Regions from separate parts of the Homo sapiens genome. Here all the other regions are linked to region 3. Evidence: chromatin loops called from intact Hi-C (ENCODE). Cell type or tissue: ascending aorta. All regions are shown on one strand. Links, peaks and the distances in the headings refer to the core of each region. The heading gives the core; the rest is flanking DNA. Region 1 overlaps GMDS (GDP-mannose 4,6-dehydratase). Region 2 overlaps GMDS (GDP-mannose 4,6-dehydratase). Region 3 overlaps GMDS (GDP-mannose 4,6-dehydratase).

Region 1 (10,032 bases), core at 3,579-6,078, 180 kb before region 3:
AGAGGCAGGTTTACAGAATGGGCAGTCACAAAGGGAAATGCTATGGAATGACTCAACGAGCCACTGAGTTTGATGTTTGGGAGGTCGCTGTTTTTCATATAGATCCAGTGGAGGTGGAAGCCACATACAAAGTTTTAATGAGTGTGTGGAGAATGAGTGAAGGCTTAAGGAAAGTAGCATAGTCAGCCCTTTGTTTTTACACGTTCCGCATCCATGGATTCTACAATAAAAAATAACAATACAGCAAAATATATACATATATATTTTTAAATACTGACCAGGTGCAGTGGTTCATACCTATAATCCCAGCCCTCCTTTGGGAGGCCTAGTTGGGAGTACCCAAGGCCATGGGGGCCCACCTCTTGCATTAGTGTGACCTTGATGTGAGACATGACGTCAAAGGAGATTATTTTGGAACATTAAGGCTTAATGACCACCCAGCTGATTTCAGACTTGAATGGGACCTGTGTCCCCTTTGTTTTGGCCAATTTCTCCCATTTAGAATGGGAACATTTACCCAATGCCTGTACCCTCATTGCATCTTGGCAGTAACTAACTTGCTTTAGATTTTGCAGGCTTCTAGGCAGAAGGGACTTGCCTTGTCTCATATGAGACTTTGGACTTGGACTTTTGGGTTAATGCTGGAATGAATTAAGACTTTGGGGGATTGTTGGGAAGGCATGATTGGTTCTGAAATGTGAAAGGGACCTGAGATTTGGGAGAGACCAGGGGCAGAATGATATGGTTAGGCTTTGTGTTCCCACCCAAATCTCATCTTGAATTATAATCCCCATAATCCCCTCGTGTAAGAGAGAGACCAGGTGGAGGTAACTGGATGATGGGGGTCGTTTCCCCCATGGTGTTCTTTCGATAGTGAGTGAGTTCTCACGAGATCTGATGGTTTTATAAGTGTCTGGTCATTCCTCTGGCATTGTCCTTCCTGCCGCCTTATGAAGAAGGTGCCTTGCTTCCCCTTCACCTTCCACCATGATTATAAGTTTCCTGAGGCCTCCCCAGCCTTGCTGAACTGTGAGTTGATTAAACCTCTTTCCATTATAAATTACCCAGTCTTAGTAATTATAGCAGTGTGAAAACATACTAATATGGGGAGGATAGCTTGAGCCCAGGAGTTTGAGACCAGCCTGGGCAACACAGCAAGACCCTCATCTCTTCAAAAAAAAAAAAAAAATAATAATAATAATAAAAAAATAGCCAGGAATGGTGGCACATCCCTGTAGTCTCAGGTACTTGGTGGGCTGAGGTGGGAGGATCATTTTAGCCCAGGCGGTCAAGGCTGCAGACAGCCATGATTGCACCGTTACACTCCAGGCTAGGCCACAGAGCCTCTGTCTCAAAACAAAACAAAACAAAACAAAAAAACCTAAAAACTAAAAATACAGTGCAACTATTTATATAACATCTACATTGTATTTAGTATTATGGGTAATCTAGAGATGATTTAAGGTATATAGGAGAATGCATGTAGGTTATATGCAATTACTATACCATTTCACATAAGGGAGTTGAGCATCCTTGGATTTTTGTATCTGCAGGAGGTCCTGGAACCGATCCTCTGTAAATACTGAAGAATACCTGTATGGAGTAGTTTTTAAGTAATTTGGGAGGAAGAAGAAAATAAATTGCTGAGGGTTGAAGAAAGGTTTTGTTTTTGCTAATGACAATGACATTGTTTAGAAGAGCAAATCTTAAGATTTAAAGGCAGAAGGAAAGGAACCGGTAGAGAAGGATGATTGATAATGAAGGCAGAGCAGAAGAAAATTCATAACAGAATAAAACTCTGGATCCAGTTATTATAAACACGTGGTACCTCATTCTCACCTTCATAGCTCTTTCTTCCTGTTTTGGAGGTAGCCGAACATAAATATGTTCGGTGTAAATTTGGGGTTTTTTTACTTAATCAAAAATATACCTAGAAACGTTGATAACTTGCAGTTTTGTAAAGTGTTTCCAAATCTATGGCCTTCTAACACCTGGAGTCTTTGTAAGATCCCTCCTGGTACCCTGAGCTCAGAAGCCAGCACTGCCTTTTACCAGCTTTGGCAAAATTTTGTAAACCTCTCCAAGTATGCGTTGTCATCTCTAAAGTGGTAATGATATCTACTTGCAAGGTTTTTATTAAGATTATCAAAAAGGTATTATTGAATAATATATATAGCTGCTAAGTGGTAAAGAACAGGGCCCTACAACAGACTTTCATGGGTTTGAATCCAAGACAAGTTGCTTACCCTCTCTACATGTCTGTTTTCTCATCTGTGAAATGGATCTGATAGAAGTATTTATGTCATGTGGTGGTGAAGATGAATAAATGAGAACATCTGTATAAGTGCAGAGCCTGGCACATCTGTAAGTTTGCTCAGCAATTGAAAGTAGTAGCAGCAGTTGCCACCACTTTTACTACTCAGAGTAAAAATGCTAAGAGCAAATAAGAAAAAATCTGCCAATTGTTAGTGAGAGCTAACCAATAAGAATGAGTTCTACTAATTTAATCATTTTTCAAATTAAAGCCTGGAGCTGCTGGAAAAAAAGTTTAATATTTGCTGAAAGAGTCAAATCTAATTCTTATTATAATAACCAGACATTATTACCTCTGACACAGAAACTTTAGTGTTTGTTCCCTGAGTCACTGGTGTTGATAAATATAAGATAAATATTGTTTTTATTCTTGATTTAAAAAAATCAGTGTAATTATTAAAATTAAATAAGTAAGGTGGTCATTGTTCCTTACAAAACTGCTCAGTAAGATACACTTACAGTCTATTTTTTATTGAGAATGCTATTAGTAATTCTAGTAGTCTATTTTTTATTGAGAATGCTGCTAATAAAGTAACTATTAGATTTATAGGCCCCTGTAAATGAAATGTCTTAATAATATAAAATCTACTTGCATTCACAACAACTGGGTCTCTAATTTATGTTTTATTTCCATCTATGATATGTGACATTTTTTGATTTATCACAGAATAAAATTTGTGTCATTTCTGGTCATTCTCATTTTTTATTGATATTTAGTTGTTAGAGTAAAATTCCGACAGAATTACACAACTGAGAAAGAATGATTTGATAGGTCCTAAAAGTATATGCCCAGTGGATTTCTAATGGAGATTGAACTTGATGGAAGTATGCTAAGTTCTTCAAGTTGGAAATTAATGTTATATTTTAAGAGGACATTCTTGGCATTGCTTTTACCTTTTGGGAGGACGGGAGGAGGAAAATCATAACTTTTCTTCTTTTCTCAGACAAATGACCAAGCAGGAAATTTTTTATGAATTACAGAAACATTCAGATTGAATAGCATGCTGTGATTCCCGGCTCAGTCACTTTACTTTACCCTGCCCTTCACGTTTCTACAGACAGCAGTAATCAGAGCGGTCTGGGAACCACTCAGTCTGTGTCAGTGCAGCCTGGTGAGTTCAGAAGACTCCTTTGTTTTGAGCTGTGGAACAAGAGGAAAGGGTAAAATTGGCCCCTCTGCCTGCGGCTGGATGCAGCATGGTATCCCAGGCCAGCCTGCCACTGCAGTAGTTTAAACAAGGTTTGTGGTCTTCACGTTCCATACCAGAGGAGGAGCGATGTCCCGTAGGGAATAGCAAGTAGATGGTAACATCAGACACTTAAACGTGGGAAGCGGGCAGCCCACAGACTGACAAGGTGGACTCTGCCCTCTAATACTTAGGCAACCTCGGAGACCAAGGAACAGTCACGACCTTGTCACGTCACTTTCCACTGTGATCTTTATAAACTAAAGCATAGTGTCTTAGCACTATGAAAACACTTCGTTCTTTGCCTTTGTAGTCTCCAGCCAATGTCGGTTTAGATATATCCCTCCCATGGTTTCTCCTACTCTTCCTTGGTGTGAGAAAGTGAAATAAAGTTCAGATTAAACATTTCACTTCTTCACTGGTATTTGTGGCACATTAATTTGATATATGATAAAGATAAACAAGCAGAACCAGAGAGTAAGGGGGAGAATCCACTTATTCTAAGATAGCTTTTCTTTTTCAACTTCAAAATGAGAAATAATTATATTTATCTCTGTAACATGGAGATAACTAGGCTGTAAATTAATTTCCATGCAGGCTTTTCTAATAAATTACAGAGTTTTACTCTTTTCCAGAATCAGGAGTCCAAAATGGCATCTCTGGGTCAAGTGCTCTGAGACTTCTGACCTTGTTTCTCCATAACGAGGGCTTTATCCCCTTAAATTCATAAATTACTTAAAACATCCTTTTAACATCTCAGAGGAGAGGTGCCAGATTGCTTAAATATCTCCTGTTTTATCAGAGTGCTACATTCATTTTTCACTCATTTCAATGTAGTTTCCTCCTATAGTTAAATCACCATTTCAAAATTTAACATTGAGTTAGGGAGCGTATAGATAAATGATAGAACTTTGTGACTGAAATAGATAAATCTTGGGCCACTGCCAGTAGATAAATAATGTCTATTCAAGCATTTTAGAAGTGATCAGCTATGAGGTCGCGCAGCTCAGGGCACCGTAGCCTAATGCACTTTTTAATGAGTAAATCATTGCTAACTGGTGTGCTCATAATTTAACTCCTTTTTAAATATACTGCCCATGGGTTTTGCCCCTAAAATGCAAGTGAGGTACCCTAAGGGCCAGAAGAGGACTGGGAACATTTACAAATGAGCATGACACTAATGTGAACCAATGGATTATTTGCATTCCACTGCTTCAGTTATCACTTAATGGCTGCAGGCTCTGATGGCAGGCCTGTGGACTGTGTTATGTTAGCCTCAAAAATAAATGCTAATATCTGCGAAGTTTTCACATTCCCCACCATATTTGGTCAATTGTGCTAGCTTAGCCCCTTAAGGGCTGCCAAGAGTCTTGTTGGCAAAAATGCCACTTTGGTGAAGACATAGCTGACCACCAGTCCTATTTGTAGACTTTCCCTGGTTAACGCTACATCATTTCCTCCCCTTAGAACTCTGGGATTTGTGCTTTTTATTAAGTGTGATCATTTGAGTTAAATATAAATTGCCCTCTTATATCATATTTTCCTTTGTTGGCAGTGTTTTGGTCTTTGGATAATTCTCCCAAGGGAAGTTCTCAACTGTATAAGTTTAATGAATGGTTGTATTGATCTGCTTTTCACATAGATATTTGATTGGGTACTTGGGACCATTTGGTAGAAAAGTAAGATATATGGGGAGAAAGGAAATGACTATTTCAGGTTCCTATATGTGGTTTAATTGTGGCTCCTTTTCCTTACATTGAGGCTCTCGCTCTGATTGTAATTACATTAAATCAAAATCTTTACTAGTTAAAAATTGTATAATAAATATTATATAGATGGCCATGTTCTGTCCATCTATTCTAAATGAACTGGGATTAAAACTAGGTAATAAATTTTGTAATGATTGGGAAATGCCTAGTTTTGATTAAATAAATGTGTAATAATGTGTTTGAGTTTATGCCCTTTATTTGGTTAATACTGAAACAAAGTATATGGGGTCAAAATTCCTTTTAGATATATTTAAATGTTAAAATTTAAATATTCATGTTTTAATGGTGAAGCTTTTTCATTGCTTGGCTCAGCACACAAAATAATTTGTACATTTTTAAGTAGGAGGAAATGTCTTTCAGTACGAGGGGAGCTGACTTGTAGTGCTGTGTCTGCTCCTTAAATATGTATGTGTGTGAAAATTAGACTTACCTAGATTTTTTTCAGCAAAACAGGGTTTTAGAGTGAGCTCATGTATCTGAGAGTATTTCTAGCTTTTAAAATCTATGATTTTATAATATATGTGGAAGGTTCTTTTTATTCAAATTGTCTTTAAGGTATTTAATTTGTTTAATTTTTAAAAATCCATTAATCAATGTATAAAAAAGATAAATGGACAATTGTGATTTCCATAAAATTATTATTATCATTTTATTTTATTTTTTTTGAGATGGAGTCTCGCTTTGTCATTAGGCTGGAGTGCAGTGGCACGATCTTGGCTCACTGCAGCCTCCGCCTCCTAGGGTTAAGCAATTCTCCTGCCTCAGCCTCCCGAGTAGCTGGGATTGTAGGCGTGCCTCACCACACCCAGCTAATTTTTGTATTTTTAGTAGAGATGGGGTTTCACTAAGTTGGCCAGGATGGTCTGGATCTCTTGACCTCGTGATTCTTCTGCCTCAGCCTCCCAAAGTGCTGGGATTGCCACCGCACCCGGCCCATAAAATTATATTTTTAAAGAAATCAAAGTCCTACTTATATATTTGTTTTTAATGCCACAAATTGTACATATGCAAAAAGAGTAATCCTTTTCTCTAGGAAATGGCTCATGCTAGTACTGCCAGCATACCTACCATGATATGAGTTCCTATGAGGAACCAAGCTAGATTACATACACAGTTTCTTCTAATCCTCACAACAATCACTCGTGATAGAGATTTGTTCTGTTTTACCAAAGGAAAAACCTGGAGCTAAGCCTAAAAGTTATAAAGACCGGGGAATTCTGAACTTGGATAACCCATGAGTTTTCTATTATGTCATGTTGCCTTATCCTTATAAATCCATTAGATAATGACTTCAAGACAATATGATGTGGAATTTAAATATCCTGTCTGTGGCCACATTAGTGCTTATTAGATAATCAGCAGTAATAATTGTGTTTGGATCCTTTTGCTCACTGACCCTCTGCTAGACACTGCTTATGACGTTGAGTTCTTAAGATTGGATTTTTTTCTTTTTTCTTTCTTAACTCCCTATGCAAAGTCCTTCGTTAATTATTTCTCTCTCTTCTGTTTAATTGATTCTGTGTCATGATTATTCTAATTGCAAAATATGGAATCTTGTAATTAACTTGTCATACTATTCTAAGAGCACCTCTCATTACACTTTGGTTTATTTCATTCTAGCCATTTATTCATATTTGAGTGTATACAGTTGTACTTATGTACACACACGCATATATCCTTGTGCATGCTCAACTAAACTGGGAATTTTAACCAATATTTGCATTTCTAAGCAATATTATATATCCATTTTAAAAAGCCAATTAAATAGCTCTTTGGTGCAGTACACTGAGAGTATTGTATGTCAGTTTTCTCTGCCTCCAGCTCTGAGGGACCAAGGGCTATGAAGAATTCTCAGACCCCAGATGCCTGCTAAATATGCTTAATTTAGACAGCATAAACTGTATGTTCCAGTTTGAAAATACCACACCATGTTTTTTAAGCCCATGCCTTCCTTCATTGATTTAGAAAAGAAGTTCTAAAAATAAAATACTCACCAGAAATAAACCTACTTACATGTGTATTTAAAAATAATCACTTAGATTATCTTTTGTGGACCAAGAATTGGTGACATAGGACCTTGTCTTGGAAAAACTCTGTGAGTTTTACTGTAGCTTGTGAGACTTTGAATCTTACTGCTGTCTGTGGTTCTGGAAGGTTTTGTCTGCCTCCTTCTAATGGTAATTCTTACCAGATCTCTCGCTGACTGTTGGTCATCTTGCCAGATCTTGAGTGATGTCTTTTGCTTCATCCTGCTGTGCATCTTGCAGGAAAGTAGATGCTCTTGGTCATTTGAGTAATCCGAATCTTGTTATTTCCAGTCAACTCAGTTGGATTTCTGGGATGAGAATTAGAGGAGTCCCATTGAAAAACTGGAATGAGAGATGAGAAGTTTGCTGAAAACAGAACATTTTTTTGTGTGTGGATTGATTTGCCTCGTATACCTGCCTTGTACTTTAACCACATCTTTGCAGTTTAAAATAGAACACATTATTTCTTCAGATTCACTTATTTTGACTACATCAGTAATGCTCTTACAAGGCTGCATGACAGATTTATGGTGACATGCTTTAGGCAGTTCAAAATCCTTAAACCTATATTCAGCTCCTTTTTTCCTAGAAAGTAAGTCATCTTAATTTTCAATCTTTCTTTCTTTTTAATCTTTTAATGATTTTTTGGGGGAGAGGAATCTTGTAAGTTAGATTCTTCAAGCTTGGCTACAAATGGGTTAAAATATAGTGTGAAATATTATACTTTCTCCTATTTGATTTTGTCTGCTCATTTGTTTCTCCCATGTTCTCAGTATACATTCCAAGTTTATTGTCTGTATCACTTGTTCCATTTCTGCAGGAAAGGCTGCTTTTCTAATTGTGTTTGGTCTTTTAAATTTATCGGTGCCCCCACTTCCCTCCTGCCTGTTTTTAAATTAATAGTTGAATGTCTTTTTTACTGATGATAGAAAAATACCTTTTTCTAACATTTTCTCTTCATCTCAGAAACGCAGTGCTGGAATGATCTTACTTTTGGTGCAGTCTATTATTTTTAAGATACTAGGATTTTCTTCTTTTGTTTCTTTATCCTGGATTTCTACTTTAATATTTCATCAACAATTCATACCCTTCTTTCTAGTTTAATTTTTCTACTAAGTACCTGTCTATCTAGTAGTGATATTCATTTCAGTGATTACCTAAATACAGGTGGAGATATTATAATGGGTAGGCAGTGTTTGACATTTCCAGCTGGCCATTGTTGGAACATAAGGCCATTGTTTCTGCTGCTGAAGTTATCTTTGTTTCTAAAGAGTTTTGAAGTATATTAATGGAGGTTAGTTAGAATTAGGAAAATATTAGGGTCAACTATATTGCTCGTCTGCTTTCACAGTGAAAGGTAGCATGGAAGTGTATACTTGCTGGTTACCCTGGCAGAAATACCAACTCTAGCAGCTATTTGGATGTTAACCACAATGGCTAGGAACCAAAGCAGTAAACTTACAGTGTTAGGGAAAGGAAGAGTGCTCAGCAGTGTTGAGTTAAACAAGAGTAGTAAGCCCTCAACGTAGCTCACTTACATTTTTAAAAATTTCTTTGTCGTTGTTGTTTTAGAGACAAAATCTTGCTGTGTCACCCAGGCTGGAGTTCAGTGGCACGATCAGGGCCTCCTCACCCTCAAATGCCTGGGCTCAAGAAGTCCTTCCACCTCAACCTCCTGAGTAGCTGGGGCAACAAACGTGCACCACCACACCTGGTGATTTTTTTTTTTTTTTTTTTTTTTTTGTGGAAATGAGGTCTCGTTTCATTGTTCAGGCTGGTCTTAAACTCCTGGCTTCAAGCAGTCCTCCCATCTCAGCCTCCCAAAGTGCTGGGATTACAGGTGTGAGCCACTGTGCCCAGCCTAAAAATTTTTATAACAGTAAAATACTTTTGTGACTTTACCTTCCTCTTCTTTTTATTTTTACTGTGTGCCTTTCTACTCCTGTAATAGAAACTCTATTTAAGAAATATTCATCATCATTTATCATTATTCATTCTTCTCCCAAATCAACTCAGATATACGTTGAATAATAAAATCAGTTTATTGTCTCTCCTATCATCTTTGTTAATTTCCCTTAACATCTCATATGTAAGACGAGGTCATGTGTTCTTGCAGTGTAGGTCGTGCCTCTTATACCCTTAAATACAGTATCAGGGTTCAAAAATGTTATCATCCTAGAAAGGCTGTACTATCTCTGAGGTCTCATACACGATATCGAGATCAGATCTCACTATATGTGAGGAAAGTTTTTAGAGATGCTTTAGAAATACAACAGATGTCTGAGTTGGTTAATCTGAAAAGAGTCAGTGGATTATTCTGTTAGCATGATTACCACCCAGTACTACAGATTTCAATACTGCTTTAACACAGAGGAGTAAAAATCAGAAAATCTATAGTGAAAGGCACTTCTCTCTATCTCAATATTCTTTAAAAAAAAAAAAACCTTTGGTAACATAATAAGAAATAAGAATAGGTTTCTGTCTTCAAGAAATATTTAGTTTTTAGCTTAACATAAAAATGCCTATATTGGCTTATAATTCTGTTTTATTTAGTATAAAAGTGCCCATATTGGCTCATTGGCCCATAGGGGCTCTGAAGTCACTTGAAGTTTACTCACCCAGCAAGCTTGACTCCTTAGCAGGTGAATATTCACCCTATGCGAGGGGTGCATTTATTTCAAAGGTTTCTGAGAATGCTGATAAATTCCACCACCTTTCTTAGTAGCGTATTTAATG
Region 2 (10,032 bases), core at 3,285-5,784, 86 kb before region 3:
AGTAGCTGGTCTAGGTGAAACGATCAGTATCGAAGGTGAAACAAACTGGATTGAACACTGATCCCTTCAAGAGAGATGTTTCCAGGAGAAGAGTATAAAGGAAGCAGTAGGTTCTCTGACAGGTTTGAAGGTATGAAAAATTACATTGGCATGTGTGTTATAGAAAGTTGGAGAGTGTGAGAAAATGATATATAAGGAAAACTAATCCGAGGAAAAAAAAAAAACTAACAGTTAAGCCTGGTGGGGAAAGGGGATGGGTTTTTAAAGAAAGGAATGAAATCATGTTATACTAGTTGACTCTGAAGAAAATAATATTTATATAGAAACTAATAATTGCTACTATGAATATAGACTTAACCAAAAATTGAGAAGTAATTATAGAGGGGAAGTGAGTTTAAAAGTATATAAATATGCTAAAAATTCTGTAGTGCTGTAATAAGTCAGTAGTTAATTCCTCAAATACATCGATCAGGAGATAACAGAATAGACACATCATTTGGCAAACTATAAGTATTGAAAGGGGACTCTGAAGAGTCTGGCAAGGTGGGAGGAGCAAGAAACAAGAGATTTCTGTTTTTTATTATCAGTCTCATCAATATTTGACTTTCTATATTACTTATATATGCTATTTTGATTAGATTAAAAATTCATTAAAAAATGTGTCATTTGGCTGTATATTATAAACAGTAGTAAAGTTTAAAAATATATTCAGGTTTAATCTTTCCTAAAAACACCAAAATGCACGTTGTATTCTAGGAACAGGAAATAATATGTTAATTCCACTTAGGAGGAAGGGAACAAACCATACTTGTTTCTTATTTTTTCTGATTTTACAAAACCAGTGACTTAAAACAACACTGCTGTGGACTGAATTGTGTCTCCCCAAAATTCATATGTTGAAGCCGTAACTCCTAATGTGATCGTATTTGGAGATGTGGCCTTTGGGAGATCACTAGGTTTAGATGAGTTCAAGAGGCCAGGGCTTCATAATGGGATTAGTGTCCTTATAAGAAGAGGAAGAGACATCAGAGCTCTCCCCCAGCCCACCACGGTTGAGAACACAGTGAGAATGCAGCCACCATCTATAAGCTAGGAAGAGCATCCTCACTAGAAAAAGACCATGCTGGTAGTGTGATCTCAGAAGTATAGCCTCCAGGACTGTGAAAAAATAAATTTCTGTGTTTAAGCGCCCAGTACAAGGTAGTTTGTATTGGCAGCCCAAGCAAACTGAGACAAACACAAATTATCATCTTACAGTTCTGGAATCAGAAGTCCAAATGAGTGTTATAGTCAAGGTATCTAGCAAAGCTACATCCCTTCCAGAGGCTCTGGGGGAGAATCTGTTTCCTTGCCTTTTCCAGTTTCTAGAGGCCACCTGCATTTCTTGGCTTGTGGCTCTCTCCAGTGCCTACAAAGTACATTCTCTGTCCTTTGCTTCCATCATCACTTACCTTCTCTGTCTTCTGACCTTTTGCCTTGTAGCCCTTTGATGACATTGGGTCCACCTAGACAGCCGGGATCACTCCCCAACTCAGCATTCTCTTAATCACATCTGTGAAGACCATCTTGCCATGTGAGGTAACATAGTCACTGATTAGGAGTTAGGGCATGAACATCTTTGGGAGGCATTACTCAGCCTACCACAAGAGGTAAAGCAGGCAGCAGCAGAACTTCTTCACACTTAATCCCTAAGTATCACGATTGTTGTCAATGAACTGGCATTCACTGAAGACCACATATTCCTCGGTACATGTGGATATAAATGAAAATTCAAATCATACAATTATATATAGCTACTATAGAAAAACATATATACTATACAAAAACGATATATACTATATATAACCGCTATAGAAAAACTATAGAAAACCTCGATATGTTGGAAAATTTGGAAACTTCATGTAAAATTTGCCTCATGAAATTTTTATCTGCTTGTTTCCTTTAAAACAGGTAGGTAAGCCAACAGCAGCTACGAGTTTAGGTGCTAGAGTCAAAGAGTTTTAAAAGCCAACTTCACTTTCTGTGTGAATCTGAACAAGTTACTCAGCCTCTCTACATTTCACTTTTGCTTCTTTATAAAATAAAGAAAATAGTAGTGTCTGCCCTACTGGGCTGTGGTAAGACCATGCCTAACTCCCATGGAGACTTTGGAGGCATTCAGTAATTGTGAGCTCTTATTATTATTATTGCTAATTATTGGCTCATCTTCTTTTTGAGAAGAGGGGCTTGTCTAATAAGCCCTAAATGCTGAAAATTTCTTTCTGAGCTGTCATACTGGAGTGTGACCATTTATTTCTGGATTTCTCACCAAGTGAGTAGGATTGATAAGATTGTTGACAGAAAGAGTGAGGTTTTCGGGATGACTCTGAAAATGTGAGAAGCAGTTCATCAAAAATAATAAGAACTTTCATAGCAATAAATGCAATGTCATATATTTAGGAACAGAAAAATGTATCTTTATGAATACGAGATGGGGAAAGACTGATAGAATATACCAGAGTGGATCACAAATGATAGAGGCTCATAAATATAAGTGTGATATTATTTAAACAGATATGCCACTTCTTTAAATGCTAGCATAATATTTAGCTATGCTACCAGCAGTAAGATACAATTAGAAAGTAATTTTAGGCTGGGTGTGGTGGCTCACACCCACAATCCCATCACTGGGAGGCTGAGGTGGAAGGACCACATGAACCCAGGAGTTCAGGACTATCCTGGGCAACATAGTGAGACCCCATCTCTACAAAAAAAATACACAAAAATTAGCCAAGTGTGGTGGCATGCACCTGTAGTCCCAGCTACTAGGGAGGCTAAGGTGGGAGGATTGCTTGAGCCTGGGAGGTCGAGACTGCAGGGAGCCGTGATCGCACCACTGTGCTCCAGCCTGGGTAACAGAGCAAGAGCCTGTCAGGAAAAAAAAAAAAAAAAAAAAGAAAAAAGAAAAAGAAAAAATAATTTTTTGTCAAGTTCTATCTAACTTATATAATAAAGAATTTGGCCTTTGTCCTGATTCCTAGGAGGGAGACTACATCCTTGGCATTTCCTAAGTAATAGGAGCGTCTCTGTAATTCATGGTGGGCCCCTGTATGGTTTCAGGGTGGGGGCTGGCCAAGCTAGATAAGCCAACCATGGGCTTAGAGAGTCAGGGCCTTGAGCCAAGTGAGGTCAGCATACGGCCAGTGGTTCAGTCAGTCATGACTATGTAATGAAACCTCAATAGAAACCCTGGGCAGTGCAGCTTCTGGGTAGTGAACACGTTGATGTAATAAGGGGGTGATGCATCTTGAGCACATGGAAGCTTTGCCTTTGGGGCCCTTCCAGACCGTCCCCTGCTGTCCCTTCATTTGGCTGGTCCTGAGTTGTATCCTTTCTAATAACACTGTCATTACATGACTATTGTGTCCTGAGTTCTGTGAGTCATCCTAGCAAATTATGAAACTTAAGGTGGAGACCCCTCAGGTTTATAACCAGTTGGTTATAAGTGCAGGTGACCTGGGGACCCGCAAACCGGGGCTGGTGCCCGAAGTGAGGGCTGTCTCGTTGGGGATCATGCCCTTCAGTCTGCAGAGTCACTTCCTAACTCCAGGTGGGTAGCAGCAGAATTGCTTTGCAGTTTTACACTAACACATAGAGGAAAATGAAAGGGTGTCCAGAGATCTAAGTTAATTAATTTTTTTATTTTAACTAAAATCCAACAAATGGCTTTTGAAAGAGTTAAAATTATTTGACCTAAAATATAGAGTTCCATTAACAGCATTTGAGCCAAATTCCAGCATTTGAGAAACTTGGATATTTCTTAATGACTAGATTGAAGGTTAGCCCTAAATTAGAGGTTTGTGAAAAAGGAGAATTCTGACAGAAGCTCTTTTTCTCTTACCTGAAGTAATGAAGTCATCACCTGCAGGTCTTATTGTTCCCCTTCCATTGCTAGTGTAATATCAGAAACTACCTCTTTCTTGTAACTATTTCCAGGCAGATCTTCCCAGACATTTCTGCCAGGAAACCCCAGGATAGTAAAGCCTGTGAATGAATTGATGCATACCTCTTAGGAACCAACAAAATGCCCCCAGAATTAAGCCATTCATGTGCTACTGCCTCCCTTTAACTCTTGTCCCATTGCTTTTTAATTTTGAAGAAATTGAAGAATCTATTGGAGTACACAGTACGCGTAAGACATCCTTTACCTGTGCAATTCTGCCCTGCATTCTTTAAGCCTGCCTGTTCCTCCACCTCCCTGGTCTGAACTCTGGATCGCCCTCCCGACTGTGGCCTTGGTCGGCTCCCAGTCTTTGCCTCTGTCTCCCTTACTTGTGACTCATGGTTTCCTCTCTGTGCCTGTTTCTGGCTTGCTTGCCAAGCCTTTCCTCATTGCCTGTCTAACCTCCACATGTTAATATTCCAATTTGACATCTGGGCGACTGAGAGCAAGGGTGAGCAACCTGCCAAGGCTGCACGGTGGGCAGTGGCAGGTCTGGGCTCCCAGTCTGCCTGTCTCGGGTTGCCTTCTCCACACTCTCCCATGCCACCTCCCACTAGCCGCACCTCCAGCACCAGGCGGAGGTCCACATTTCAGTCCTGTACACACTCCTCTTTGAAAAATGATGCATTTGCCAGCAAAACCTTAGGGTTAAAAAGTTTACAAAAGTGTGTGTGTCCCACAAAAAATATTCCAAACAAAATCCCCTCTTTTCTGTATTTACGCATTTCAGGCAGCTTATGAAATTGATGTGGGCTTTGTTTCTACTCTGCAGTCTGAATTCTGTCTTTGGTGTCCAGGAAAATGTTTTTATACCTTCTTCACATTAAAAATGTTTCAAGTATCCAGGACTTGTTCGCTCTCCTTTTTCATGTATTTAGATGAAGAGACTTTGCATATTAATTTTGTTGTTTAAAAAAGAGTCAAACCAATTGATACTAAAATTAAAAAGCTAACAATTTAGATCCAACAGAACATTTCAAGATCTGTTTTTTCCCTTACTGTAAGTGAAATTCCCATTAATGGCAGCCAGGCCTGAACACCGATAGTGAATGGGGCCTCTCGTGTTCTGAGATGGACTTATCACATGGTTAGCAGCTGGGATTTATGTGGAGACTCATTAAATAAAACAGCAGTGGCAGCTACCTCCTGCTGTAGTACACTTGGAGGTACAGTACCTGAATTTTTCCAATCCTAGCTGGTCCTTTATACTTTGTTTTATGTCTCGCTCATTTTTCTGACTGGTCTTGACATTTTCTGACCTCACAGTGCTTTTATTATTATTTTTATTGCTACTAGAACAATGATAACTCATGACTCTGATTTATATGATGGCAGCTTAGCCAGGGGAGAGATTAAGGCATACCCAAAAACATGCAGTAAATGTTCAAGTCTATTAGCCTTTCGCTTTTATTAAGTGGGAAACTTTAGTTTTGTTTTGACACAGATGAGTCTGGAGAGTCATGAGTGGCTGCGGGGCTGAGCTTGCTGATGGGCCCTTGGCTGTGGGTACGCGCTGGCAGAGTGGCGCGAGGCTGTAGGTACGTGTGAGGTGGCTCATGGTCACAATCCTGCAGTCAGCTCACTCACTTCCGTTGTACATTTTGAGTAACTGGTAGTCATTCTTTTGTTCTTTTCTTTTCCACTGTAATCATAGTTTTCAACTTACTGCAGTGATAAAAAAAAAAACCACAAATTACTGACAGATTTCCTTGATTTTAATAATTTCGCTATACAACTGTCTCATTTAGGAGATGCCACAGCTCCTGCTCTCATAACCAAAACCAGGCTCCTGGGAGTGTGGGCAGCATTGCTTCGAGCTTCCAGGCCCAGAGACTTTTTCAGGCCTCTGTTGTGCTCAGTCTGTAGGGAGGAGACTGCCCAGCGCCACTCCAGGTAGTGCCTGAACCATCACAAACTCAGGGCCAGAGTTCAGTTCATTTGGCCCCAGTGTGTGGCCCCAGCCTGGGATGCTGAGGTCCCCTCCTGCCCATGAAGCCTCTGCTATGCTTGCTCAGGCTGTGCGAGGGGCTTGTCTTAAGTCTTTGCATCCTATTCCCAGAGACTGGAGTCCCACTCTTTCCCTGGCCTGCTGGCCTTGGTTCTTACTGGTGCTTGCCCATAGCCAACCCTGCTTCCTGTGCTGCTTCCCTCAGCCGAGGCTCTAGACCTCCTGGATGCTTTTTACTGAGGCATTGCATTTCCATCTTTCTGGATCACAGTTATCAACCTCATTGATGGCTGCAATTTAATGAATTTTGGTGATGAACTGAATTGAACTGTAAATGATAAAACATTTTCATGGAGTTATTAAAATCACATCATTCTGCATAGATTATATGACCTTGAGCTTCACTAGAAAGACTTTCCAAGACCTTCACCGTCTCCAAATTCTCGGACGGCACTGGAATATCACGCTGAAGCAGCAGCACGCTGGTTTTACGTGAATTTTTTTTTCCTTTACCGCTGTCATATTTAACATCTCACTCCTTAATATTTCAGATTTCTGACTAAGAACCATCTCTGCTGAGCCTCTTCTCCTCCTCCATCAGCACTTGCATTGGAATTTATTTCCAGGAGCATTTTTCACAAAGGAAATGTCATCCCTTCTTGGGAGTAAGAGGGTGCTGAATGGTGCGCAGAAAATGAGCACTGCTGAAGCTCACAGAGATGAGCTCTACCAAGCCACTATGGCAGATTATGCTCTAAATACGACCACATTGGAGTCCCACATGCTCTTCCAGAGCCTTGCTACCCCCATCAGGAGATGGAGCCTCCTTCCCTGCCGAGGATGCTGGGCAGGATGGTCATGGCTGCCCAGATGAAGAGAAGACAGGGCTGGTGCTGAGGCAGGTCGTGGCAGGCAACACTGCCCCACCTGACTTGCTCTCGTGGGATCTAGTCATTGTCCTGGGAGGATGCCCAAGGGGGCCCACGTGGCGAGGGCTGCGTAGAAGGGCCTGGAGGTCAGCACTGACCTCCAGACATAGGAGTGAACGGCCTTTCCAACAAGTACAGCTGCCAGCTGTGGAATCTCCCAGCTCAGGCCCCAGACAACACCTCTGTCCAAATTGCGGGCCCAAAGAATTCATGACCATAGGAAATGGTGGTCTTAAGCTACCAAGTTTTAAGGCAATTTGTTCTTGCTACTTGTTAGAATTTTTCTTGACCTACCATCTAGAGCTCTTTTTTATTTTTTACATTCCATGCTGAAGATTTATTAAGAGCACAAATAAAAACACGTTTTTATTTTGTTTTTCAATTACTAACCACCTAGATTTGTTATAGCAAGACAAAGAGCTTCATGAATTATATACATAACCCTGTTTAGGTAATATAACTCTCTGTTAGAAAATAATGGGTCAACTTCTTAGACTTTGAGGTGTTACTATAGCTTTATCCAGCAGTTTTATGTTGATTCTTGCCCTGTTAGACTAAAAAGCCACCTTTTATCCTTTCTTTGAGAAAAATTTGTTATAGCACAGATTGTTTCTGCATCAGAACTATTCTTGAAAATTCTCTAAGTAACTTTTTCTTCATATTTTATGAATAGTAATGTTCAAAACTAATTGTGCAGTAGTTCAATTAATTGTGCAATTGTTGGTGTTCTGCAGTGCTCCCTCAGTCAGATCCGCAAAGGCATAACAGTTGTAGCTTGGAGAATGACATCAGTGCACTTTACACATAAGCAAAGGAAGGAAGCTTGCTGCTGGGTGGTCAGCCTTAGTTCAGTGTTCCATCCAAAAGAAGCATGAGCCAGCCACACTGTGAAGCATGGGAAAATGGTTTTATTCTTTTCTGCAGTCTCTAGAAGAAGTGGCATAAGGGTGTCAATCACATGACCCAGAGCAGTAAGTCCAAAAGTTTCTCTACCATCCATCTCCCCAGATGTCTCCAGATTTGTTTTATCCCTCTCAGCTCCAGACTTTGCTCTGACATCCGGCCAAATCTGCTGTCTCCTCTCTCCCCTCTGGCTCTGGCCTCTGCTCTCCTTCCCGCCCCGGGTAGTCCTGGGATCAGGCAAACCGAACATCCTCAGGCAGGGGAAAGGGAAGGAGTTTTGCGAAAATTTTCTTTTTTTTTTTTTTTTTTTTTTTTGAGACGAGTCTTGCTCTGTCACCCAGGCTGGAGTGCAGTGGCGTGATCTTGGCTCACTGCCACCTCCACCTCCCAGGTTCAAGTGATTCTCCTGCCTCAGCCTCCTGAGTAGCTGGGATTACAGGTGCCCGCCACCACACCCAGCCAATTTTTATATTTTCAGTAGAGACGGGGTTTCACCATGTTGGTCAGATTGGTCAAGATTATCAAACTGACTTTTCAGTTCTCTGTCCCATATTATTATACTCAGAAATCTTTTTAAATGGACAAAAATAAATAGCCCACCTATAACATACAAATATTACTTTTATTACAACAGATTTAATTTCCTAATTTTTTTTACTCCTGTTAGGGCCTTAACTAAGGCCTTCAGTGAAGTTGAGACATGTTCATGGTTTGGGGTTTTTTTAGGCTTGTTCATCTTGTGTCACAACCTACTGAGTTATCACAAAATCCAGGGCTTGCATAGACCCAGGGGCAAGGGACAGGGCTTCATAGTCACCCAGAGTAACCTTCACATCGCAATGTTGTTTCTGTCACTAAGTACAAAGAGCCTCATGGCCTTTTAGTATGTGTATTTGAAGCTTATTAATGTGAATGAGCAAGCTTCCTTGTCAGATAGCTTATACCTACTGAATGTTTTCAAATTTCTCTCTACCTTGTTATTTTCAGTAGTAATAAAATTACCACCTCTTAAAATAGCCAAGTATTTATTGTAGCAATGTTATCACTACCTATGTAAAACATCATGGCTTCTCCTAAGGAACAAGGAAAGGTTAAATTTATTCAGTGTGCATTTTATTATTTTGATTCACTAATTTTATTCAGATTCTATATTGCAAACAATAAGAGAATCGTGCTCCTCCATTTGGATTGTCTTTGATGTGTGGATCCTGACTTCAGTGTTTGTCTGATACTTGAGTCAGGCATTAGGGATACAGTGGTCAACGAAGCACCATACTTCCATACTTCCCTCAAGGGATGTATAATTTTGCGGGACATGCCCAAGTAAATAGATTATTAAAATATCAGAGCCCATTAAGACTTGCACCTGCACCCCGTGGAACCTCAGGAGCAAGATCTCCCAAAGGAAGGGATATCAGAGTCTTTAAGTTGAGTGATTAAGTCCTGTTTGAGGTTTGGTGTTAAATAACTTGTTCAGAATTCAGCTCCCCAGTTACTCCCCTAGTTATACCAGTTTCTTAACCTTCTCCTCTCTCCTCTCCTCTCCTCTCTTTGGCAAGGTCTCACTCTGTTGCCCAGGCTGGAGTGCAGTGGCGTGATCTCTGCTCACTACAGCCTTGACCTCCCAGGCTCGAGTGATCCTCCCACCTCAGCTTCCAGAGTAGCTGGGACCACAGTTGCATGCTAACATGCCCGACTATTTTAAATTTTTTTTTGTAAAGATGGAGTCCCACTATGTTGCCCAGGCTGGTCTCAAACTCCTGGGCTCAAGCAATCCTCCCACCTCAGCCTCCGAAAGTTTTGGGATTACAGGCATGAGCCACCACACCCAGCCTCTGTGATCCTTTCTTGACAGAGAAATAATAATGCCTCCTTTACAACGTTATTCTGAGAATTAGACAAGTTCACACCCAAGTATGGGGTAGTGCCTGGCCCACAGTGGACATTTAGTCAAATTATTTTATAAGTGTTTTATTTCATTTTGATCTATGTTCTCATTTCACCCGTACTTATTCCTTCCTAACAACTTCCTAATATTTGCCTTTGCCAAGAGTGAGTTAAAATCAGTAAGCTCTAAAAATCAGCCAGTTAGCCATGAGGCATGTCTATCCAAAGTCTCTTTATAAAGAGCATTCATCCTTCTATGGGTAATACGAAATTTGTGTTTGAAGATGGTCCCATTTTCTCTAAATTCAGGTTTTTATTAGTCCTAACAAAGTTGGTCTTAAGGCTTGGACTGGAAAGATATTATTAAAAGATTACAGATTTGA
Region 3 (10,032 bases), core at 2,684-5,183:
CAGATGCACCTGTTCTTGCAAGGGCCTTCCTGCTGCGCCGCCACCCTTCTCATTGCTGTGTGGGTCTAGCCCCAGATTGCTGGGTGCCCAGCCGCCTGCCAGGACTGCAACTTGATGGTCATTCCTGCCCTCCCCAGTTCCCAAACTCTCCTGAAGCTACCTCTCCTCCTCCCTCAGGTCTCAGGTTTACTGGAACTTCCTCTGGAAAGTCCTCCAGCTTCCCAGGAGTGAGCTAGACGTTCTCTCTTCTGTTGCCATGGACACCCACACTTACAGCCCCACACCATGCGCAGTCCATTATCCGTGATTCCAAAATCCAAAGAGCTCAGGGAAAATCAAAACTTCCCTTAAAACCCATTCTCCTACAAAATCTGGCCCAACCTGACACAAGACTAATTATGTAGTCTGTCTTCTTATCACTTACTGTAACTGTTCATACATTTTGCTGAAGGAATATTCACGTTTGATTATGGTGTGCTGGCCAGATGGTGCTGGGGCTGCTCAGAAAGATGGGATTAGGGTAACTACAAACTTACCACCTGCCTATCGAGAGTACAAGGGGCAGGGGACAGAGGCAGCACCAGGACAAGCCTAACTCAGCCTGTCCTGGCAGCACAGGGCAAATGTCCACCTGTGTGTTTTGTGCCCATCACCTTGTGTCTCTACGAGCCAAAACATCTCAACTCCAAGCTCTCCGGAGGCTTTGGAAAGGCTCTGTGCACCTGTACTCTGATTATTTGTGTCTATTTCTACCACTGTCTTTTTGGCTCTTTAAGCATAGGGAAGGTGTTTTGTTCCATTTGTATCCCCAGTGCCTGGCCTGACATGTGGTCAGCTATCAACACTTACTGGTCAAAATGTTCAGTAGTCATCGCTTTGTCGTTTAGTGGTATTTAATAATTATCTATAGAACTAGTATCCTACCATCAAAAGTTACTGAGGTGGGAAATTTCCACCTTGGCTTTCTTCAGCATTTTCAACATGAGTAGTACTATTAAATGCTTTAATAACACAACCATTCAATGACTCAGTTTCAAAGGTACTTTTTAGGAAGAACAAGTATGTACTTGAACCCTCACACCCCTCACCCCCGCCCCCCTCTCCACCGCCGCCAAAACAATAGAACAAATGCTGTCATAGCCAGGTGGCCTTAATATTAATCCACAAAGCAAGCTCCACGCAGGCAGGGACTGTGTTTATTACTTCCAATTTACGTATTTCTCTTCTCACACATGAAAATACCCACAACAACGGAAGTTCAGGAGTGAGCACTTACCGCGTACGTATTACACACTGGACACTGTGCTCAAAACTCCCGGTGCATTTGGTAATTTACTCTTTTCAGTGACATCACAACACAGATATTTTCACGCTCCGCATCCACCTGTCCTGGCCCTCTTCCTTTCTGGGGTGTTCCTTTAATTTTTTGAAGTTTCTTTCTAGTTGGTCTTGCTGATTTCCTCCTTTTGCTCCAACAGACCATCTTGAATGGTACTCCCGTACTGACCTTCCTTCCTCACAGACACGCTCTTGCTCAGTTACCCTCAGTGGCTCTCTGTTGCCCACCCCCATGGAGCCCACACCACTCTGCCAGCCTCAGAGTGCCCAGAACCTGGTTTCCTGTGCATTCCTCAGGCAGGGCTGCCTTACCCCCACACCCACCCCGCCTTGAATCTCAGTGCCTTTATTCAGGCTGCCCCCACCCCTGCGGTCCTCTTTCTCCTTCTGATTGCTCTGTTACATTTACAGCCAGCAGCCCCAAGTCAGCCTGGAGACAACCTTGTGTTGTTGACTCACTGTATCATCAGCGTTGATCTTGTCCCCTTAGCAAAAACGTTAACTTGTTGGAGTCAAGAACGAGGTCTTGTCTTGCTGTCATATCTTCCTCGTGCCTGTCACTGTGGCAGACAAATGATAGGTGATGATGAATAGGGTGATGAATGAGCCTTAGAAAGTCAGGGTGCACAGACTTTCAGAAACACATAATCTGGTTTGCAAGGACAATGTTCTTAAATTCATTTTTACAAGAAGCTAATGCCGAAGGTGAAAGAAAAGGAAAAGAGAAATATGATTACTCTAAGTCTTAAACATAGATCTGAACATCAAGTTGTGGGAGAAATACAACTTCACAGTGTGCCAAAAATAAAACAGCCTTGGCCCTGCGGCCACTGGTGAGCTGAGTGCGAACCAAGCCTGTGCCATGGGGTCCTCAAGTGCAGCTCAGCCCTGGGCTGCTTTCACACCAGTGTGATGCCCAGGAGGTGAATGATGTCCCCACAGTACACCTGGCAGCTGTGGGGCAGGACACCTCGGCAGATGCCAGCAGGCGCATCCAGGCACAGTGGCCAGCGTGCTGCCCCACAGCTTTATTGGGGAGTAGGGAAGAGGATTGTATTTCTTTATTTATACAAAGTAGCTTTGAATGGACTTCCACCCAGCACAGAAAAAGCCGTATAAAAAAGCAACTTTAAGTTTTTTTTTTTTCTTTTGAATGCAAGTCTCTAACTAGCTGAGCTACAGACTTCTCTTTGGTATGACAAGGCATGTTTGGATATGCTGTGTTACCACTTTCGGGTGGAACTGGAGATAAGAAAGGTGAAGTCAGGTAGCAACTGTCTGCCTTAAGAATATTTACAAACTATCAGTTAAAACATCTGCTCTCCCTGAGGAAGAGCAAGAGCCAGAGGGGTGGAGGCAGGGACAGAGGAGGCAGAGAGAGAGAACAAAGTGAGCACACCCCATTTACCCCAGCTCACTTTTCCCTACCATGCCCTGTGCCCACGTAGCCAGCATGCAGGAACTCCTCTGTTTCACACAGGAGTTGCCGACACCAAGGAACCCACTGCATGTGCTTGTCCTCATTATGCTTAAGAAAGATCTCGGCTTCCTTCCCCCAAAAGGTGCTACTGCAGCTGTAGCTCAGGGCGTGTGTTTTGTTCAGCACTTCAACTCATCTCTGCACATGTGGACTCTGGTCCAGTGGCTTAGGAAATCCTCACGGAGAGTGATCTGGGATACAAACCCCAGCAGTCATAAGTCAACATGATGTATTGGCCCTCCTCTTAGCGAGGGTTGGGGTGGAGCTGTCACAGAGCCGAAGTTATCTTTCACAGAGAAGCGATTTCCCCAGATTGAGGTTAGGGTCACCAGATGGGCAGTGAGGCGGACATTATCTGCTATCCAATGTCCAGAGCTCCAAGACCCTGAGTGCTGATGGCTTAAATGCATCCGCCTGAAACCTTGCAGAAACTTTCCTGCTGAAGCTCTTAAGATCTCCCCAGGGTTCCCAACAGGTGGCCACCACCCTTATCAACAGTAGTATTAATGCCACCACAGCTGGGGGACCCACAGAGGGACAACGTGGTGGCTTCTCTCCAAGGCTCTCTGTTATCTTCCCTATGGAATGAGCTTCAGTCATAGCAAGTGTGGATCTTTTTGGTGCTGCTTTCTCTGCCCTCCTAACTACTCCTCCCACATACAGTGAAATTATAAAACCGAGCCAGAATCAATGCTATCAGGAAAGGGTTCTGCACATCAAGCTCTTAAATGGGCAAAGAATATTTTTAATCAAGACTCTGGGTGAGAGAACAGAATACAGTCTCATGTTTTAGGCCAGGCTATGCTCTGACTGAAGTGTGTGCTGCTTTCCCTCTGCCCTGACTCAAACCAAGGAGCCATACCAGGCATTCCTGCCACTCTAAACGTCTGTAATTCTCTCCAAGGCTCTCTAGCAGTGCCTGAGTTAAGCTGCACCTTTACGAAGAGTCGGAGTCCAGCTACTGCTGTCAAAGCTCGAGCTTGCATCAGGCATTGCTGAGAAAACCGCCAGCTCTGACTGGCGTTGTGGCGCCTTTCTTCCAAACTTTCCTTGTCTTAAAGGGGGCATTCCAGTTTCTAGTTCGATAATACCCAAGAGAGGCGTGCGTCATTTGAGAAGAATCTCTCACACCCCCATCGCAAAAATGTTGGCCATCTGACATTTTATAACATCATGTCTGCCTGTAAAAGGCAAACTCCTGTGTTGTGAATCAGCTTTCAGCTACTTTGGAAGAACTACTTCTCTTTGAATCAGAACATGTTTCATTCCATATAAAATTGTCATACCTGTCATCAGTAAACAGAAATAATTAGTTGTAAGGAACTTACTTTAAACTTACAGAAATAGGCACATTTATAGAGGTATGGAAAGGAAGAATTTATAAATACATTTATTTATTATAATAAATATATATTATTTGAAAATAAGACCTCTGCCCCAGTGACCTTTGATTTAATGGATTAACGTTGGAAAATAAAATGTAATAAATTATTTTTAGTTTTGTCATCACAGACCACGCTATTACTCCCTCAGAAATTTGAATACGCATCTTTTCTTTTTCTTTTTTTTTGAATATGCACCTTTTCAATTGTACAGACTTGCCTTTAAGCTCAAACACTGCCCTAATTAAGGACTGAAGTTGCTCTGTCGATGAATGGGAAAGTGTCAGAGTAGATGCGGGTCATGTGTTTTGAAAACATGTAAGCAGGCAGTGTTTAACAAGGGTGGAAAGACACACTGTGGAGACATTGGGTTGAAGGACAGAACTTTGGTCATTATTTTATTCTCTATGGGAAGGAAACATTATGTATACATAATGACACAGTGAACAATGAAAGAAATGTAGCCTGTATTTTTTAAATAATAAGTGCCATTTATGTGTGGAATTGGGGTCAGCTGGTTAATTATAAATGAAAGCTTAACACAAATATAGTTTATCCCTTCGGACAGATTGATGTACTCCACGCTAAGGGAAGGGAGGGAGAGGCAGAGAGACAGGAAGAAATGAAGGAGGGCAAATGGGTTTAGCAAAGGCATGCGCTGTAAATATGGGAGGCGGGTATCTAGTCATTCTACAGTTAATTACCTAAAGATTCCTGAACCCAGACTTTTTAGTCCCTGGTTTGTCACCCCGGCGGCATCATCAGCCTGAGCTGGCTTCCTGGGATTTTGCACTTCACTGTTATGATTTACGAATAGGATAAGTTATGACTGACCCTTCTTGACTCCTGCCACCTGTCTGTCAGTTATCTTTTAAAGTACAGTTAGGGTCTCGGATTTCCAGAACTGGGGCTGGGATGGCCTTTGAGTGTCAGGCATTCCTGTTCTTGGTGGAGGTGGACTGCTCAGCCTCAGGTCCCAGTGCTGGGCCCGAGGAGGGACAGCGCGAGGTGTGCTGGCACCTGCAGTCTTCTTTCTTGCCACCGCATAGGACATCACTAGACAAAAGACATCAAAATCAGATGCTGTTGTCCCACGTTGCCATCTCTCTCCTCAAATCAGTGTCCCAATATTCAGGCCGACTTCGGTTCATCCTGTTTTAGCTGTGCCCACTAGAATTTAAAATGTGGCCGTGCAGCTCCTGACTCTGCTGAGGGTGCCTCGGAACCAGAAGACTGTAGAGCTGCTTTTCTCCCAGGGGAGAAACTAATGATTTGCAGAAGCTAGTAATTTAGAGTCTATGGAACTTGCCCCAGGCTCTCCCTTCCCTCCTGCTTTCAGTGGTACTGAGGAGCTGTATTTAATCTGAACAGAAAATTCCATTTTCTTCTGATGATTTTGTGACTATATGAAAATGGAATTAAGGGATTGTAGATTTCTTCCCCACAAGCATATTTTAAAATCCAGAGTAAAAATAAAAACTTTCGCAGAGTAATTGAGAATAAAGGTGAGAAGTTTTCTAATAATACTTTAAAAAATTCTCATATACAGATAAATTAGAAGAAGCATGAAGACTTTTCCTTAAAGAAATGTTCCTTTCCCTGCACTTTGAATAGATGGACAAAATTAGTATGCAGGGACAGATCCAACTTTTGTGGGAGCTCATACACTTTGGTGTCGGTGCGGAGGGGGTGGTTCTTCTATAGAAAAAGAATGCAAAAATATCTCCCTTTTGCAGAATGTTCACATTCTGCACGTGTGAGCTGCTGTTCTCCTCACCTGGGCCTGGAGAACATGGGTGAGATGCTGAGCCCCAGGGCTTAGGCCAGCTGCCTCTGCGTATGGAGGCTGTGTGTGCCCCTCAGCTGTGCCAGGGAGGAGTCACAGCAGACGGCGTGCTGCCATCCTAATCTCTGTGGCACACAGGAGAATGTCCCCACCCCCAAGGAAGTCCCCATGCTAATTCTAGAATACGTGGCTATGTCACCTTACATGATAATCCAGAGACTTTGCAAATGGGATTGAGTGAAGGGTCTGGAGATGGTCCTGGATTTTCCAGGGAGCCCTAATGGTAACCACAAGGTCCTTATAGGAGGAAGGCAGGAGGGTCAGAGTCAGAAAAGGAGCAGTGAAGACGAAGCGGGGTCAGGGTGATTCAAGGAAGGGGCTGCGAGCCAAGGGGTGTAGGCGCCTCTAGAAGCTGGACAAGGCAAGGGAACGGGTTCTTTCCGGGAGCCTCTAGAGGCAGCCAGCCCTGCCCACACCAAGAACGTAAGAGGATCGACACGTATTGTTTTAAACCCCTACACCTGCGTTAATGTGTTAGGCTGGACTGGCTCCAGCCTCTCCCCTCTAGCCTCTCAGCAACCTCCACAGTTAGGCCCTCCTGGAGACCCCTCCTGGCTGCCTCAGGCCATCTCCTGTACATCCCTCCTCCTCCCCTCACCCAGCTTGTTCTTTCTCCCCACCCCCATCTTCCTTATTTTTCTTCTTTTCTTTGCAACCTCAAAACATAAACCCTCAAGCTCATTTCCGCAGCCTGATGTGCAGTCTTCCTCTCTGTCTTGTGTCTCTCCTCTCACCCATGCCTCCATGGGGGACAGAAGGCTACACCGTGTGGCTCTGGCAGCCCCTCACTCCACACAGTGTAGGCATGTGCTGTTCTATCACACATGGACACTAAGAGATCTTGTCAAGTAGACAGAGACTAAGAGGACCTATGTGTTCATGACACTTTTTAAAGGTCTGAGCTGCCCATTCAGCTTTGCATGAAAATGGAGATTGGGAGTTTTGACCACCCCATGACTGTGGCTTGTTGTGAGTGTCTGCTGTGAAGTGGCACTGCCTCTTCACAATATCGTTGGAATTCCATTTGGCCAGGTGACAAGAAAGTATTCACAAGCCTAAGGAGGAACTTATCTGCTCCTTCCTGAGGAAATATGTGCCCCCACCAAAAAAAAAAAAAAAAAAGGGAAACCAGGCCTCAGTGTGCCACAGAGCAGCACTGCCACTGGAGGCCGCCCTCTGTCCAGGGTCGCGCACACGTGGGCACTGGGGCCGGATGGCCCCCATGCCTGCCCTTCTCAGAGTGGGCTGTGCTGCACTCTGAGAAGCGTCTCCACCTCAATACCAACCCTGTAGACTTGGCTTAAAGCAGCGGTCCTGACTCAGCTCACCTCCCGGCCATCTCATTTCCTTACTCGGGAGAGCGGTGATTCTGTGTATTTTTCTAATAAGCAAAGTCCCCAGAGATGAAAGAAGCCACCACAAAATACTCAACTCTTTCTGGAAACAGAAGAAAGACTGCTGCCCCTATTTGCAGGGAGGGAGGATGTTCTTCCCGAAACACCTGAGTGTGTGTTTGGACCACACGGGTGGAGGACAGTTCAGGGAAACCAGGTTTGCGTTTAAAAGATCTTGGTTCCAACCTCATAGGTGTTGTACACCCATTCCAGGCCTTGTCTCCAGCGCTACCTCACATGTATACCAGCTATAAATACTGCAGTGTATGTATATGTGTAGATACACACAAAGCTAAAGTATACATTCACCAAGATAAACTGTGCTTGCCAGGGCTTTAATCTCCCCAGGAGGCTGTTATTACTGGAGTCCGGCCCCAGAGCGCCAGCTGAGGAGAGGAAGTGAGACTCTGGTGTTGGGAGGCTGGGCGGCGCTCCTCTTTGTCTACTCTTTGCTTTTTAGAACATATACATAGCTAGCATTCACATGTGGCCACAGATGAAATGATATGCTTGACTCCCCTAAAGGTGCCTTTCTTGTCAGTGTGTTACTTTACGGAGATACTTTAACCTTGATCGTCCGCAGCCATACTGGATTCCCATGGAACAAGAGAGCAGGAAGTGCTTCCATCATATTTTCCCCGTTCAGTTTGAGCAATCCAAAATGGAGGGATCATGACAAAGGAAGAAAGCTTCCTCTCGTGAGCTTGCATTGTTTTAGTTCTCCTTGGCATCTAGTCTGACTTCTACTTATGGTCTGGACCAGTGGTTCTCAGACTTGCACAAGCATCAGAAACACCCAGAAGGCTCATTCAAACCCAGATTCCTAGGCCTGATTCCCACAGTTTCTGACTCGTGAGGTGTGCATGGTGCCCCAAATTTGTTTTTCTAACAAGTTCTCATGTGACGCTGATGCTGCTGGCCTGGTTTGGGGACCATACTTTGAGAACCATTGGTTCAGAACATGAGGCTGCAGCGCGCCAAGGTTTTTGCATTGTTTTCTATTAAGGAATAGCCTATAAGAAATAGGTTTCTAGCTTTTTAATTTTGTTACCAGCCTAGACTCTATGATTGACAGGGTGACCAGCTGTCCCAGTTTGCCCTGGGGCACAGGATTATTCTTGCTGAAAATGAGAAAGTCCTGGGCAACCTGGGATGAATTGGCCACCTTCACTATTGATCCAACTTCCCAAATGCTTTGTCTACATTGCTGGTATCTGGCTCGGAGGAAGCCCTGTGGGAAAGGCTGTGAGTGTGTTGCCCCAGGTTCCACAGGACACTTAGAGTTTGGGGGACACCTGCCGTCAACGCACTGCAACAATCTTTAGGGATGTTAATTGTTCCTCAGGAGGCATACGTAGGAATCACATCCACCTTAAACATGCCCACTTATGGCATTTGGGCTCACACAGCCAAACAGCTGCCATTGTCTGAAGTAACGCATGGGCTGTTGGGCTCCTACGGTGTGACAGACATACTTCTCTGCATCATCCATGTACCAGCCTGTTTTCTTCTCACTGCAGCCCAATCAGCTAATTATCATCATTTCCATCTTTCAAAAACAAATGCTTAAAGATGCCATTATTTACCCCAGGGTCACAGATGGTAAAAGTGACAGAACCACAGGCCAAACACTTGTTGTTTTACCATGTGACTCCAAGGAGCATGAAATCTGAGGCTCTTCATCCATGAGATTTTCCAGCCACTCACGTCCCTTCCTCTGTTGGAGATGAAGCCTCTCCAGAGTGGAAGGCAGTGGACCTAGCTTGGATCAGGATGCCTGGACTTTGCTCCTGCTTCTTCCAGATACCGGCTCTATGACTTGTATCAGGTCATCTTTTAACCCCTCTGAGCCTCACTTTCCGCATCTGTGAAATGGACATCATAATGTCTGCCTTACCTTCTGCCTTAGCTTGTCTTGAGGAGAAATAGAAATGATGTCTATGAAGCTGTCAGTAACGTGTGAAAGCGCTGTCCCTGTGAGCATATATGTGTTAAACCTTCTGTTATTCCAAAAGAGAGGTTTGGCACATCAACTCGAGGAATATTTACTTAAGTGGAGGAGAAACAAAGCAACTAAAGTAGCCAAAATTAGCAGTGAACAGAAGAAAATTCTCAGGAGGAAAATGGTTCTTCAGCTGGTTTTGCAAGGATTAGCAACATGTGTGTCCCATTCCAGAGCAGCAAATCACGGCGTAGGCCCTAGCCATTTTGCTCAGGGAGGACTGCGCTCTTCGGGAAAAGTTCTGTTGCAAGTCACAGATTATAGGTGTGTGGTAGAAGGCCAAGCCTGAGTTGTCACTTCCTCAGTGTCAAAGGGTCTCATTACATTTCATTACAGTGATTTTCTTTTTGCTGAAACATTAGGAACCCTGGAGCACTGAGCCAAGATCATGGAACAGAATCACCCTCTCCTGCATGTTTTTGTTTCTGTCTCCTGCTTTTCTGTTCTTTTTCCACTTTCTCTATGTGTGAGTTGACTTGGCTGCCTGTAGCTTCATCGTCAAAGCTGGTCCACGTGGGTTCAACTTGGTGCTCTCACTCTCCTCCAGCATTGTTTTTGTCATCAAAGCTAAAATTAAAAAAAAAAAAAAA

Evidence for each region. Peaks named below come from ENCODE experiments on the same cell type or tissue, not always from the same donor. Only the 100,000 strongest peaks of a DNase experiment are listed, where the experiment ranks them.
Region 1: it touches region 3 in a loop (1.9-fold over the local background); 3 of 110 quality-filtered maps call a loop at or near these places.
Region 2: it touches region 3 in a loop (2.3-fold over the local background); 2 of 110 quality-filtered maps call a loop at or near these places.

Annotation. Positions count from the first base shown.
Region 1 is chr6:1,879,292-1,889,323 of GRCh38, reverse strand. All of the region lies in intron 7 of GMDS (GDP-mannose 4,6-dehydratase), which reads left to right. Among named protein-coding and RNA genes, the nearest start is that of FOXC1, 270 kb to the right of the region's middle. In ascending aorta, for the core only: no CTCF peak of the experiment used is centred there; a DNase peak (open chromatin) is centred at 4,843; H3K4me3 peaks cover 405 bases; H3K27ac peaks cover 2,500 bases.
Region 2 is chr6:1,782,436-1,792,467 of GRCh38, reverse strand. All of the region lies in intron 7 of GMDS (GDP-mannose 4,6-dehydratase), which reads left to right. Among named protein-coding and RNA genes, the nearest start is that of FOXC1, 180 kb to the right of the region's middle. RefSeq lists an enhancer at 5,614-5,683. In ascending aorta, for the core only: no CTCF peak of the experiment used is centred there; a DNase peak (open chromatin) is centred at 4,337; H3K27ac peaks cover 1,769 bases.
Region 3 is chr6:1,695,924-1,705,955 of GRCh38, reverse strand. All of the region lies in intron 9 of GMDS (GDP-mannose 4,6-dehydratase), which reads left to right. Among named protein-coding and RNA genes, the nearest start is that of FOXC1, 91 kb to the right of the region's middle. In ascending aorta, for the core only: no CTCF peak of the experiment used is centred there; a DNase peak (open chromatin) is centred at 3,875; H3K4me3 peaks cover 819 bases; H3K27ac peaks cover 2,500 bases.